Linked DNA regions of Homo sapiens: region 2 is linked to region 1. Evidence: chromatin contacts called from ENCODE Hi-C or POLR2A ChIA-PET data. All regions are on one chromosome and are shown on one strand. Each heading gives the region's core, a stretch centred on a gene start or an enhancer-like site at or near the end of the contact. The rest is flanking DNA. Distances are from core to core; before and after follow the strand shown. Region 1 holds the start of C2 (complement C2). Region 2 overlaps TSBP1-AS1 (TSBP1 and BTNL2 antisense RNA 1).

Region 1 (6,469 bases), core at 3,817-6,316:
GACCAGCATGGTGAAACCCCATCTCTACTAAAAATACAAAAATTAGCTGGGCATGGTAGCACATGCCTGTAATCCCAGCTACTTGGGAGTCTGAGGCAGGAGAATCCCTTGAACCCAGGAGGTGGAGGTTGCAGTGAGCCGAGATCGTACTGCTTCACTCCAGCCTGGGCAACAAAGCAAGACTTTGTCTCAAAAACAAAAAACCAAAAAAACCAAAAGCAAAAATCCAACTCTGACTAGGAGATGAAGTACAGAATTGGGGTATTGGTTTTTTCTCTTTGGAATTGTACCCTTGGAAGCAGATATTAGAAGCCTAGAATTGATAAGAAGAAATTTGGACAAGATGGAAGAAGCTGGCAGGAGAGGCATGTCTGTTTTTTAGATATTATTCACCTGCTTCCCTCTACCTGGAGTGAAAACACGGTTACATTTGCTGGGCTTTTGAATGGTACAAGAAATAGAGAAGCCAAGGTCGCCCTCATCTGGTGGGGTCTACTGAAAAGCTAATCGGGAGTGCCGAGGGGAATAAAGGTCTGGCATCTTTAGCCCCACAGGTCAGGTCATGGTCCTTCCACATTCGACTGGGCCTCCTGGAGAGCTGACAGTGGACTATAACTGACTTTTTGCCAATGGAATATGAATGGAAGAGTGGGGTGGGAGGCAGACTTGATGGAGACCCTGTTTCAACCATGCAGACAAGGACAATTTCCAAAGGCATGAACCACAGATGGAAGGAAGCTGGAGGCCTGAAGGAGGCTGATGAGCAGCTCTGCCAGCCAGGGCCACACACGCCATCTCAGCCTTGTCTGCTTACCCTGAGCCTCTTATTTTGTTTTTATTTTTTTTTTGTTGAGATGGAGTCTTGCTCTGTCACCCAGGCTGGAGTGCAGTGGCACGATCTCCGCTCACTGCAAGCTCCATCTCCCGGGTTCACGCCATTCGCCTGCCTCAGCCTCCCGAGTAGCTGGGACTACAGGCGCCGCCACCACACCCAGCTAATTTTTTTTTTTTTGTAGTTTTAGTAGAGACAGGGTTTCACCATGTTAGCCAGGATGGTCTCGATCTCCTGACCTCGTGATCCGCCCGCCTCGGCCTCCCAAAGTGCTGGGATTACAGGCGTAAGCCACCGCACCCGGCCTCTGAGGCTCTTATTTATTTATTTTTTTTGAGATGGAGTCTCGCTCTGTCTCCCAGGCTGGAGTGCAGTAGCGCGATCTCAGCTCACTGCAAACTCTGCCTCCCGGGTTCCTGCCATTCTCCTGCCTCAGCCTCCCGAGTAGCTGGGACTACAGGCGCCTGCCACCGCGCCCGGCTAATTATTTGTATTTTTTAGTAGAGACGGGGTTTCACCGTGTTAGCCAGGATTGTCTCGATCTCCTGACCTTGTGATCCACCCGCCTCGGCCTCCCAAAGTGCTGGGATTACAGGCGTGAACCACCGCGCCCGGCCTCTGAGGCTCTTATTTGAAAGTGCAGCAAAATTCTATCTTATTTAAGTTACTGTATTTTAGGGTCTCTTTATTACAGAAGTTTAACGTGTATCCTAATAAACACACTTCTCTGAGTGTTGCCTTTGGCTCTCACATTGATTTCTTGCTAGGTATATCAGTTAGACATGGTTTGGCTTTGTTATAACCAAGCTAGAATAACAGCAGCTTAAATGGTCTGAGCATAAGTGGTCCAGGTCAATCCTATTAGCTCTACAGGATTGGAGAGCAGGGCCTCTTTAATTTTGTTTCTTTATCATCATCCACATGTGACTTCCATTTTGTGATCTAGGTGGCTGTTCCAGAGTCCACCATTCTGTCCACATTCCAGCTGGTGGGAAGGGAAGAAGTTTTATACATTGAGGAGTAAACACTTCTCCTTAAGAACATACTCTGTGGGCCCAGAAAACTTGGGAGTTTTATTACTTAAGCAGGAAGAGAGAATGAATTCTGCCACACTGTGCCAAGTTGATGTAGCTCAACAAATACTGGGAAAAACTCATGAAAGAAAGGCCCTTTCTTTTGAAGGCAGCTGTTACATATTAGTTTGATGGCTTTAAAAGGCACCCAAAGTTTAGTGATTTGAATGTTCAGTCAGGTTAGGCTTCATTACGTTCTGGTAACCAACAACCTAGAAATATTTGTTGCCATAGGAGGGCTTACAAAATATAGCCATCAGTCTCTCCTATTCTGATGTGCCTGCCCCTTTGCCGTGTGACTTTGCCATTCCTCCTATCAAGAGGTAAATTCTATGCCTCCAGTCTTAAATCTGGGCTGACCTTGTGATTTGCTTTGACCAATAGAATGTGGCAGAAGTGATGTTATGTGACTTTTGGGGCTAGGCCTCGAGAGACCTTGCAGCTTATGTTTTGGATTCCTCAGAAGTTGTCCTGAGACTGCCATGCTATGAGGGCTAGGGAGGAAGGACCTGCTGTCCTACTGTTAACTGAACTCAGCCCCTAGCTGACTGCCGCTGCATGGAAGATCAGCAGAAGAACCTTCTGGCCAATATGAGAAAGAATAAATCATTTTTAAATTTCCTACATATTGGGTGGGTACTTTTTTTCCTGCATTAGTAGAAATGCAATGAATTAAAATAACAAAGGTTTATTTTTTGGTCATATTACTTATCCACTGAGAGTCAGCCGAGTATTGCGCTTTTTTTTTCTTTTTTGAGACAGAGTCTCCCTATGTCACCCAGGCTGAAGTGCAGTGGTGTGATCTCGGCTCACTGCAATCTCTGCCTCCCGGGTTCAAGCGATTCTCCTACCTCAACCTCCTGAGCAGCTGGGATTACAGGCGTATGCCACCACGCCCAGCTAATTTTTGTATTTTTAGTAGAGATGGGGTTTCACCATGTTGGTCAGGCTGGTCTCTAACTCCTGAACTCAGGTGATCCCCCTGCCTCGGCCTCCCAAAGTGCTGGGATTACAGGTGTGAGCCACTGTGCCCGGCTGGTACTGTGCTTTCGATATCACCCAGGGATCTTGGCTGGTGGAGCAGCCACCATCTCAGACGTTACCATACAGAGGGGAAGAGCAGGGTGAAGACTACATTGAGCTTCCATCAGGAAGTGATACATATCACTTGTACTCACATCTTATTGGCTAAAACAAGTGGCTGGGGAAATCCTATCCTACCATGTGATTGAAAGAAGACAAGGCTACAGTATTTGTGAACATCCTTAAATACCCCCCACCTTTACGATAGTTTATTTCTCTCTTGTAACAATCTAAGTGGCTGTGCAGGGCTGGTATGACATCAACACTGTGTCAGACACCCAGGCTCCTCTGTCTGTTTGCTCTGTCATCCCCAGCATGTTGCCCTCATCCTCCTGGTGGAAGACGGATCTCCGCTAGGTTTATATTCCAGCCCATGAAAAGAAAAGGCACACTGCCTTTTTATTTTAGGGACATAACTTGGAAATGACATACATAAGTTCTACTAACATCCCATTAGCCAGAACCAAGTCACCTGGCTACCTAGCTGCAAGGGAAGCTAGGAAATATGGTCTTTAGCTGGGTGACTGTGTGTTCCCCTAACCATCTCTTACTGTGGAAGGAGGGAGAAAAGATACTTGAGGGGCAGGGGAGGCACTAGCAGCTCTGCCACAGCAGCCACTTTGGAGTCCCTAACACCAGGATGTCCTGATTTTCATGCACTTAGCCCTGTCCAAGGGGAGTCTCAATTTGTGTACTCTTTTTTTTTTTTTTGAGACAGAGTCTTGCTCTTGTCACCCAGGCTGGAATGCAGTGGCATGATCTTGGCTCACTGCAACCTCTGCCTCCCGGGTTCAAGTGATTCTCCTGCCTCAGCCTCCCGAGTAGCTGGGATTACAGGCCCCTGCCACCACACCCGGCTAATTTTTTGTAATTTTAGTAGAGACGGGGTTTCACCATGTTGGCCGGGCTGGTCTCAAATTCCTGACCTCATGATCCACCCGCCTCAGCCTCCCAAAATGCTGGGATTACAGGCGTGAGTCACTGTGCCCGGTCTTATTTTTTTTTTTTCTTTTTGAGATGTAGTCTTACTCTGTTGCCCAGGCTGGAGTGCAGTGGCACAATCTTGGCTCACTGCAACCTCCATCTTCTAGGTTCAATCAGTTCTCTAAGGACTCACTTATAAATCAAAAGGGTTTTTACGAACCTAAATGATCACTTCAGAGAGGTTTCATGTTCATTTTTTTATTGGTCTTATTTATTTTTACCCTACATTGTTCAAAAAGGTATTGAAAAGACTTCTGTGGGTCAGGGAGACTAACACACTAGCTTCAAGTTTCTTTGCTTCCTGCATTTCATACAAGTGTAGGTTATGATTTAAAGGCATATCCCAGCCCCCGCAAAAGTTTTATTCCTTTGAGTAACCAACCCCAAATGTATTTACTTTGCCAGTTGGGAATTTCATCTACTAGACTTTCCGTAAAAATGTTGTAAACATTTTTCCTGTCTCCAAAACTAAGTGTTGATTTCATTTTTTCCACCTAGATTATCTCTAGGGAAGGATTGTAGGGAATAAAAAAGTATTGTCAATCTTCCTATTTATCAAGAAGTTCTAAAAAAATTAGTTTCACCCCCCTCGGAAGTTTATCTTCAAGAAGACAGAACTGTTCTAGGCTCTCAGGAAGTAAAACCCACTTGGTACAACCCAAAAGAACACTAAAACTTTACTTAAATGAAATATTTTGCAATATCTTGGATGGTTTGTGGGTTTGTGTGCTTTAGACTATTGACTATTCACACAAGAGCAAGGTGCATGTGTGCACACACGAGCCCAAATATGTGTTTGCCTGCGTGTTTGTGAGCATGCGTGTATGGTGCACATGTGCACGCATGGGTGGGTGGAGCGTGGGGGCAGTACACAAAGCCTGTGGGGGAGATCTATTGACCCTATAGATATATTAGCATCAGGGAGACAGGGCAAAGGTTTCACCCTTCAGTTCAGTCCCCAATCCCTGCTTATTATTTCCCTAACAGAAGACCATCCCCCTTGCCACTCCCTGGTTTTTCTTCTCTGGCAGCAATGAAGCAGCTGCTGACCCAGCTCTAGTTTTCGGGAAGTCAGATGACCTTTTCCCTCCCGCGGCTCTCTACCTCTCGCCGCCCCTAGGGAGGACACCATGGGCCCACTGATGGTTCTTTTTTGCCTGCTGTTCCTGTACCCAGGTAGGAGGCAGGGAAGGGGGAACGTCAGGGTCCTGTGTGTGAGGTTGGTGCTCCCAGCTTGAATTCCCATGTGTGAAACAGTCTCTTTTGCTTTCCTTTTCTCATCTGTGTCTTCCTTCTTTCTCCATTGCTGTCTCCTTGTTCCCACGGCTCTAGGTCTGGCAGACTCGGCTCCCTCCTGCCCTCAGAACGTGAATATCTCGGGTGGCACCTTCACCCTCAGCCATGGCTGGGCTCCTGGGAGCCTTCTCACCTACTCCTGCCCCCAGGGCCTGTACCCATCCCCAGCATCACGGCTGTGCAAGAGCAGCGGACAGTGGCAGACCCCAGGAGCCACCCGGTCTCTGTCTAAGGCGGTCTGCAAACGTGAGGCTCCCTGTGGGCTTTGCTCAGGGTGCTACACCAGGGGCCACCCCAGAACTTTTGTTTAGGAGTTGCTCAGGGTGGGACTTAACCTGACTAGATGGCAAAGTTGCTTTTGCAGAGGGCTTTTCAAAATATCCAGAAAATGTCAATTGCCAGTAGCAAGGAATTGGGAACAGGTCTTGATGGAGACTGTGGGGTACTAAAGCCAGGGATGACTTTTTATGTACAATTGACTGCCTAGTAGTGACCATTCAGAACAGATGCTGAATGGTCCTGGAGTCCTCTAGACATCTGAGGATCCCAAGGGGAGTGTCTGGGGAGGCCACGGCCCTCAGGAGACTGAGGGAAGTGGCTATTTATCAATCAGTTCGCTTAGACTCTGTGAAATTGGCAATATTCAATCAGTTGCCAAAAACAGCAATTTCACATGTTGCAACCTAATATTTCAGTGTTTTGACAGCCAGTTGACCATTCCCATGCATTCCAGCATAAAATCACCTGCTTAATCCCCAGCCCAGGTGTTATCCATCCAGTCCTATATTCCCCACCCACTTCCTCTCTCTCCAGCTGTGCGCTGTCCAGCCCCTGTCTCCTTTGAGAATGGCATTTATACCCCACGGCTGGGGTCCTATCCCGTGGGTGGCAATGTGAGCTTCGAGTGTGAGGATGGCTTCATATTGCGGGGCTCGCCTGTGCGTCAGTGTCGCCCCAACGGCATGTGGGATGGAGAAACAGCTGTGTGTGATAATGGGGGTGAGTTCTCTGGCTGATGGGCTACACAGGGGGCTGGGGTCTCCTGGGGAACCCTGGGGCCCAATGTGCATCCAGGAAGCCTCTGTGGGGATAGGAGTCTGTTGTTCAGTGTGCCATAATAATATTCCTGGATTTTGGTAAATTGAGGTCTACAGGTCACACATCACAAGTCTGCAAGGGCCAGGCCCCAGGCAGCTGGTGC
Region 2 (6,115 bases), core at 2,811-5,310, 340 kb after region 1:
GTTTTTCTTTTCCCTTTTTTTTTTTTTTTTTTTTAGAATTGCTTTCCTGTAGAGGAGAAGGATTGAGACATGACCTTTGGTGAAACTGAAGCTATAACTTGAATAATATTCGTTAATCTGGGGAGAATAAAATTTTGAAAGAAGAAATTTAATTTTGATGCTCTTCTTTAAAACCAAGGGCTCCACATTGTCTGTAAGATAAATAATTAAAGCTTTATTTACTATGGCATTCAAGGGACTTCTCAATTGGGCCCCAATCTACTTTTCTGATATCATTTCTGATACTACTTTTCACTTATAGTCCAGCAAGGCCTGTCCACTCACTCTCGTTAGACCCTTCATGCTGTCCTACCTCTGGGCATTGGCTCATATTCACTCCTTGGAATAGACTTGATTTCACCTTTTAAAATCCACTTTTATTTGCTTCATCTAACTTATGACTTCTTCAAAGCAGATCAAATATCATCTTTTTGTGAAGTATCCCAGCACTCTATTAGGGTGAAATTATCATTCCTCCTGTAATATTTTGTTCCTAAGCTGTTTGTTACTGTATATGATAGTTGTTTACTTTTTTCCTCTTAAGACTGAGATTCTTTCAGTAATTTTTGAATGATTTTCATGAACCAGCTAAGCTTAACTCTGGAGAAACAAAGACGAAAAACATCTGGTTTCTCACCTCCAGGTGCACAGAATCTAGTAAAGCGGGTAAACGTATAAACAGAGAATAATTGAGGTATATAAAAGTGGTTTGGGAACTGTGTGGAGGGCAGTCTCCCTTAGTAGGTGTTTAGGAAGACTTTACAAATGAGATGACATTTGACCTGAATCGCAAATAAGTAGGAGCTTGTCGGATGGATAAAAGGTAGAATGTGAGTCCTTTTAACACCTAGTCAAAAGTGATTGGATGGTGGTTAGTTTTAATGTAATTTTTCTTATTTAGTGTATGAAGATGTCCATAAGTTACAAAGCAGTGTGGTTTCATCAGAATTGCCACTGGACCACAGGGTACTTCATATGATAAAGAAGATGTTTCTTTCCACAGTCATTCAGTCCACCATTGAATAGATCTGAAAGGTGTAAAGTTCACTGATATGCATCTGATTTCTTTTTTTCTTTTTTTTTTTTGAGACAGAGTCTTGCTCTGTCACCCAGGCTGGAGTGCAGTGGTGTGGTCTCGACTCACTGCAAGCTCCACCTCCCAGGCTCACGCCATTCTCCTGCCTCAGCCTGTCATGTAGCTGGGACTACAGGTGCTTGCCACCATGCCTGGCTAATTTTTTTTTTTTTTTTTGTATTTTTAGTAGAGATGGGGTTTCACTGTGTTAGTCAGGATGGTCTCGATCTCCTGACCTCGTGATCCGCCTGCCTTGGCCTCCCAAAGTGCTGGGATTCCAGGCGTGAGCCACCCCACCCGGCCCATTTTTTTCTTTTCAACTTTTCTTAGGCTGGACAGACACATTTCAGTGATTGGCAAAGCACCTCATTAAACTTGGCTGCTATAATTTTTCTTCTTTTTTCATCTCATTTTCTATTCTCTCATTTTATTTTTGCCTTTGTTTAATCTACTCTTTGTTGGTTTGGAAGTTCCTTCTGTTTTTAGCTGATAAAAATCTACGACTAATCTCAGATAATTTTATTATTTTTCGTTAGTCATTTTGCTATTCAGGGGTGTTTTCTTTTTTTAAAAAAATAGACTTAATAGACTTAAATAGATAGTTATTATTTGGAATGGACTACATCCAAACAATTATGAGGAACAATTGTGAGGAACTCAGTTCCAGAAACTTTTGTATCCAGTAACTGATAAATAGATAAGTAATGTACTAATGGAAAAAACTCGATCAAATAATAAACCAAAGTCAATCTTTTTTTTTTTTTTTTCCCCTAAGATGGAGTCTTGCTCTCTTGCCCAGGCTGGAGTGCAATGGCGTGATCTTGGCTCACTGCAACCTCTGCCTCCTGGGTTCAAACAATTCTTCTGCCTCAGCCTCCCAAGTAGCTGGGATTACAGGCGTGCACCACCACACCCGTCTAATTTTTGTATTTTAGTAGAGATGGGGTTTCACCATGTTGGCCAGGCTGGTCTCGAACTCCTGATCTTGTGATCTGCCCACCTTGGCCTCCCAAAGTGCTGGGATCACAGGCGTGAGACACTGTGCCCTGCCAAAAATTTTTTTTTTTTGAGACAGAGTCTCGCTCTGTCATCCAGGCTGGAATGCAGTGGTGCGATCTCAGCTCACTGCAAGCTCAACCTCCCGGGTTCACGCCATTCTCCTGCCTCAGCCTCCTGAGTAGCTGGGACCAAAGACCCCTGCCACCACGCCCGGCTAATTTTTTTGTATGTTTAGTAGAGACAAGGTTTCACCGTGTTAGCCAGGATGATCTCAATCTCTTGACCTTGTGATCGCCCATCTCGGCCTCCCAAAGTGCTGGGATTACAGGCGTGAGCCACCGCGCCCAGCCCAAAGTCAATGTTTTGACCAAGAGCAAGGCTACCACTTGTTATTATTAATTAATTAATTAATTAATTAATTTTTGAGACAGGGTCTTACTATATTGCCTAGGCTGGCTTCAAACTCCCAGGCTCAAGTGATCCTCCTGCCCTGCCTCCTGAGTAGCTGGAATTACAGGTGTGTGGCGCCATGCCTTACTATTTATTTCTAAACACATTGCAGAACATGGAATTTAGGGAGGACAAATTTTGATGAATCAAATAGGTATAGTGATATGGGTAGAAGATTGGTTTACTTTATCATAATTCCTTAAATACATATTGTGTACTTGATTAATGAAATGTTAAAAATAAATGCTTAGATATCATTTGACATTAAATAACTCAATCACTAAGCATGAACTCCATATTTAAAAACTTTATAAAATTTTCAGAGCTCACACAGACAAAATTCCTTATTGTCATGATCACTACGTATAAGTTTGAGTTCTTTCTTACTTTTTTTTTTTGAGACAGAGTTTCGCTCTTGTCGCCCGGGCTGGAGTGCAATGGCGTGACTTCGACTCACTGCAACCTCTGTCTCCTGAGTTCAAGCGATTCTTCTGCCTCAGCCTCCCGAAGTAGCTGGGATTACAGGTGCCCGCCACCACACCCAGCTAATTTTTTTGTATTTTTAGTTGAGACGGGGTTTTACCATATTGGCCAGACTGGTCTGAACTCCTTATCTCAGGTGATCCACCTTATCTCAGGCGCCCCCCGCGATGCGGGGAGTGAGAGCCAGCCCCTCTTCCCTTGGGCCTCCCAAAGTGCTGGGACTACAGGCATGAGCCACAAAGCCCAGCCCTTTCTTACTCTTCATTACATTGTTGAGTATAGTATTAACTATCCTATCAACTGACATTTATATTGCCATTTAATCCAGTTTGATAATTTTTATTTTTAAAATGTGGCATTTCTTGTCCAACAGGAAAATATCACAATCCTAAATATATATGCACCTAACACTGGCGCTCCCAAATTTATAAAACAATTACTACTAGACCTAAGAAATGATATATACAGCAACACAATACTAGTGGGGGACTTTAATACGCCACTGACAGCACTAGACAGATCATTAAGACAGAAAGCCAACAAAAAAACAATGAATTTAAACTATGCCCTGGAACAAATAGACTTAACAGATATATACAGAACATTTTACCCAACAACTGCAGAATATACGTTCAATTCTTCAGCACATGGAACTTTCTCCAGGATAGACCACATGATAGAGCACAAAACAAGTCTCAATAAATTTAAGAAAACTGAAATTATGTTAAGCACTGTCTCAGACCACAGTGAAATAAAACTGGAAATCAGCTCCAAAAGGAACCTTTAAAACCACGCAAATACATGGAAATTAAATAACCTGCTCCTGAATGATCATTGGGTCAACAATGAAATCAAGATGAAAATTAAAAAATTATTCAAGCTGAATAACAATAGTGACATGACCTACAAAAACCTCTGGGATACAGCAAAGGCGGTGCTAAGAGGAAAGTTCTTAGCCCTATATGCCTACATCAGGAAGTCTGAAAGAGCACAAATAGACAACCTAAGGTCACACCTCAAGGAACTAGAGAAACAAGAACCAAGCCCAAAGCCAGCAGAAGAAAGGAAATAACCCAGATCAGAGCAGAGCTAAATGAAATTGAAACAAAAAAATACAGAAGTGAAACAAAAAGCTGGTTCTTTGAAAAGATAAATAAACTTGATAGACCATTGGCAAGATTAACCAAGAAGAGAGAAAATCCAAAGAAGCTCAAGTAGAAATGAAATGGGAGATAGTACAACTGACACCACAGAAATACAAAAGATCATTTGAGGCTACTATGAACACCTTTATGTGCATAAACTAGAAAACCTGGAGGAGATCGATACATTCCTGGGAAGAGAAAACCCTCCTACCTTAAATCAGGAAGAATTAGATACCCTGAACAGACCAATAACAAGCAGCAAGATTGAAATGGTAATAAAAAAATTACAAAAAAAAAAGTCCAGGGCCAGACGGATTCACAACTGAGTTCTACCAGACATTCAAAGAAGAATTGGTACCAATCCTATTGACACTATTCCACAAGATAGAGAAAGAAGGAATCCTCCCTAAATCATTTTATGAAGCCAGTATCATCCTAATACCAAAGCCAGGAAAGAACAAAAGAACATAACAACAACAAAAAAGAAAACTGAAGACCAATATCCCTGATGAACATAGATGCAAAAATCCTTAACAAGATACCAGCTAACCAAATCCAACAACATATCAAAAAGATAATCCACCATGATCAAGTGGGTTTCATAGCAGGGATGCAGGGATGGTCTAACATATGCACGTCAATAAATGTAATACACCACATAAACAATTAAAAACAAAAATCACATGATCATCTCAATAGACACAGAAAAAGCATTTGACAAAATGCAGCATCCTTTTATGATTAAAACTCTCAGCAAAATCAGCCTACAAGGGACATACCTCAATGTAATAAAAACCATGTATGATAAACGCACAGCCAACATAATACTGAATGGGGAAAAGTTGAAAGCATTCCCTCTGAGAATTGGAACAAGACAAGGATGCCCACTTTCACCACTTCAACATAGTACTGGAAGTCCTAGCCAGAGCAATCAGACAAGAGAAAGAATAAAGGCATCCAAGTTGGTAAAGAGGAAGTCAAACTGTCACTGTTTGCTGATGATATGATTGTATACCTGGAAAACCCAGAAGACTCCTCCAAGAAGCTCCTAGAACTGATAAAATAATTCAGCAAATTTCCTGGATACAAAATTAATGTACACAAATCAGTAGCTCTCCTGTACACCAACAGTGACCAAGCTGAGAATCAAATCAAGAACTCAACCACTTTTTACAATAGCTGCAACAAACAAACAAACAAATCACACAATCAAAAAAACTTAGGAATATACCTAACCAAGGAGGTGAAAGACCTCTACAAGGAAAACTACAAAACACTGCTGAAAACAATCATAGATGACACAAACAAATGGAAACACACCCCATGCTCGTGGATGGGTAGAATCAATATTGTGAAAATGACCATACTGCCAAAAGCAATCTACAAATTCAATGCAATTCCCATATAAATACCAGCATCATTCTTCACAGAACTAGAAAAAAAAATCCTAAAATTCATATGGAACCAAAGAAGAGCCCAAATAGCCAAAGCAAGGCTAAGGGAAAAGAACAAATCTGGAGGCATCACATTACCTGATTTCAAACTATACTGTAAGGCCATAGTCACCAAAACAGGATAGTACTGGTATAAAAATAGGGACAAAGACCAATGGAACAGAATAGAGAACCCAGAAATAAACCCAAATACTTACAGCCAGCTGATCTTTGACAAAGAAAACAAAAACATAAAGTGGGTAAAGGACACCCTATTCAACAAATGGTGCTAGGATAATTGGCAAGCCACATGTAGGAGAATGAAACTGGATCCTCATCTCTCACCTTATACAAAAATCAACTCAAGAAGGACTAAGGACTTAAATCTAAGACCTGAAACTATAAAAATTCTAGAAGGTAACATTGGAAAAACCCTTGTAGACATTGGCTTAGGCAAGGATTTCATGACCAAGAACCAAAAGCAAATGCAA

The links. Hi-C counts contacts between places; a loop is a spot of excess contacts on that map. ChIA-PET counts read pairs that join two places held with the same protein, here RNA polymerase II (POLR2A).
Region 2: a map of esophagus muscularis mucosa shows a loop between it and region 1 (5-fold over the local background). The contact joins the enhancer-like site here to the promoter of C2 in region 1. A Hi-C loop is called at or near these places in 1 of 168 maps with a recorded cell type or tissue (esophagus muscularis mucosa). POLR2A ChIA-PET finds 5 or more read pairs at or near these places in 1 of 52 experiments (activated naive CD4-positive, alpha-beta T cell).

The regions. Positions count from the first base shown.
Region 1 is chr6:31,922,651-31,929,119 of GRCh38, forward strand. C2 (complement C2) reads left to right here and starts at 5,067. Exons shown (of 18, transcript NM_000063.6): 1 at 5,067-5,148; 2 at 5,305-5,514; 3 at 6,082-6,267. The coding sequence starts at 5,103.
Region 2 is chr6:32,267,516-32,273,630 of GRCh38, forward strand. The region is part of intron 1 of TSBP1-AS1 (TSBP1 and BTNL2 antisense RNA 1); the gene reads left to right. Among named protein-coding and RNA genes, the nearest start is that of TSBP1-AS1, 15 kb to the left of the region's middle. Within about 2 kb of position 4,061, at least 3 of the 41 ENCODE cell types and tissues checked have a DNase peak (open chromatin) inside an H3K27ac peak, as active enhancers do.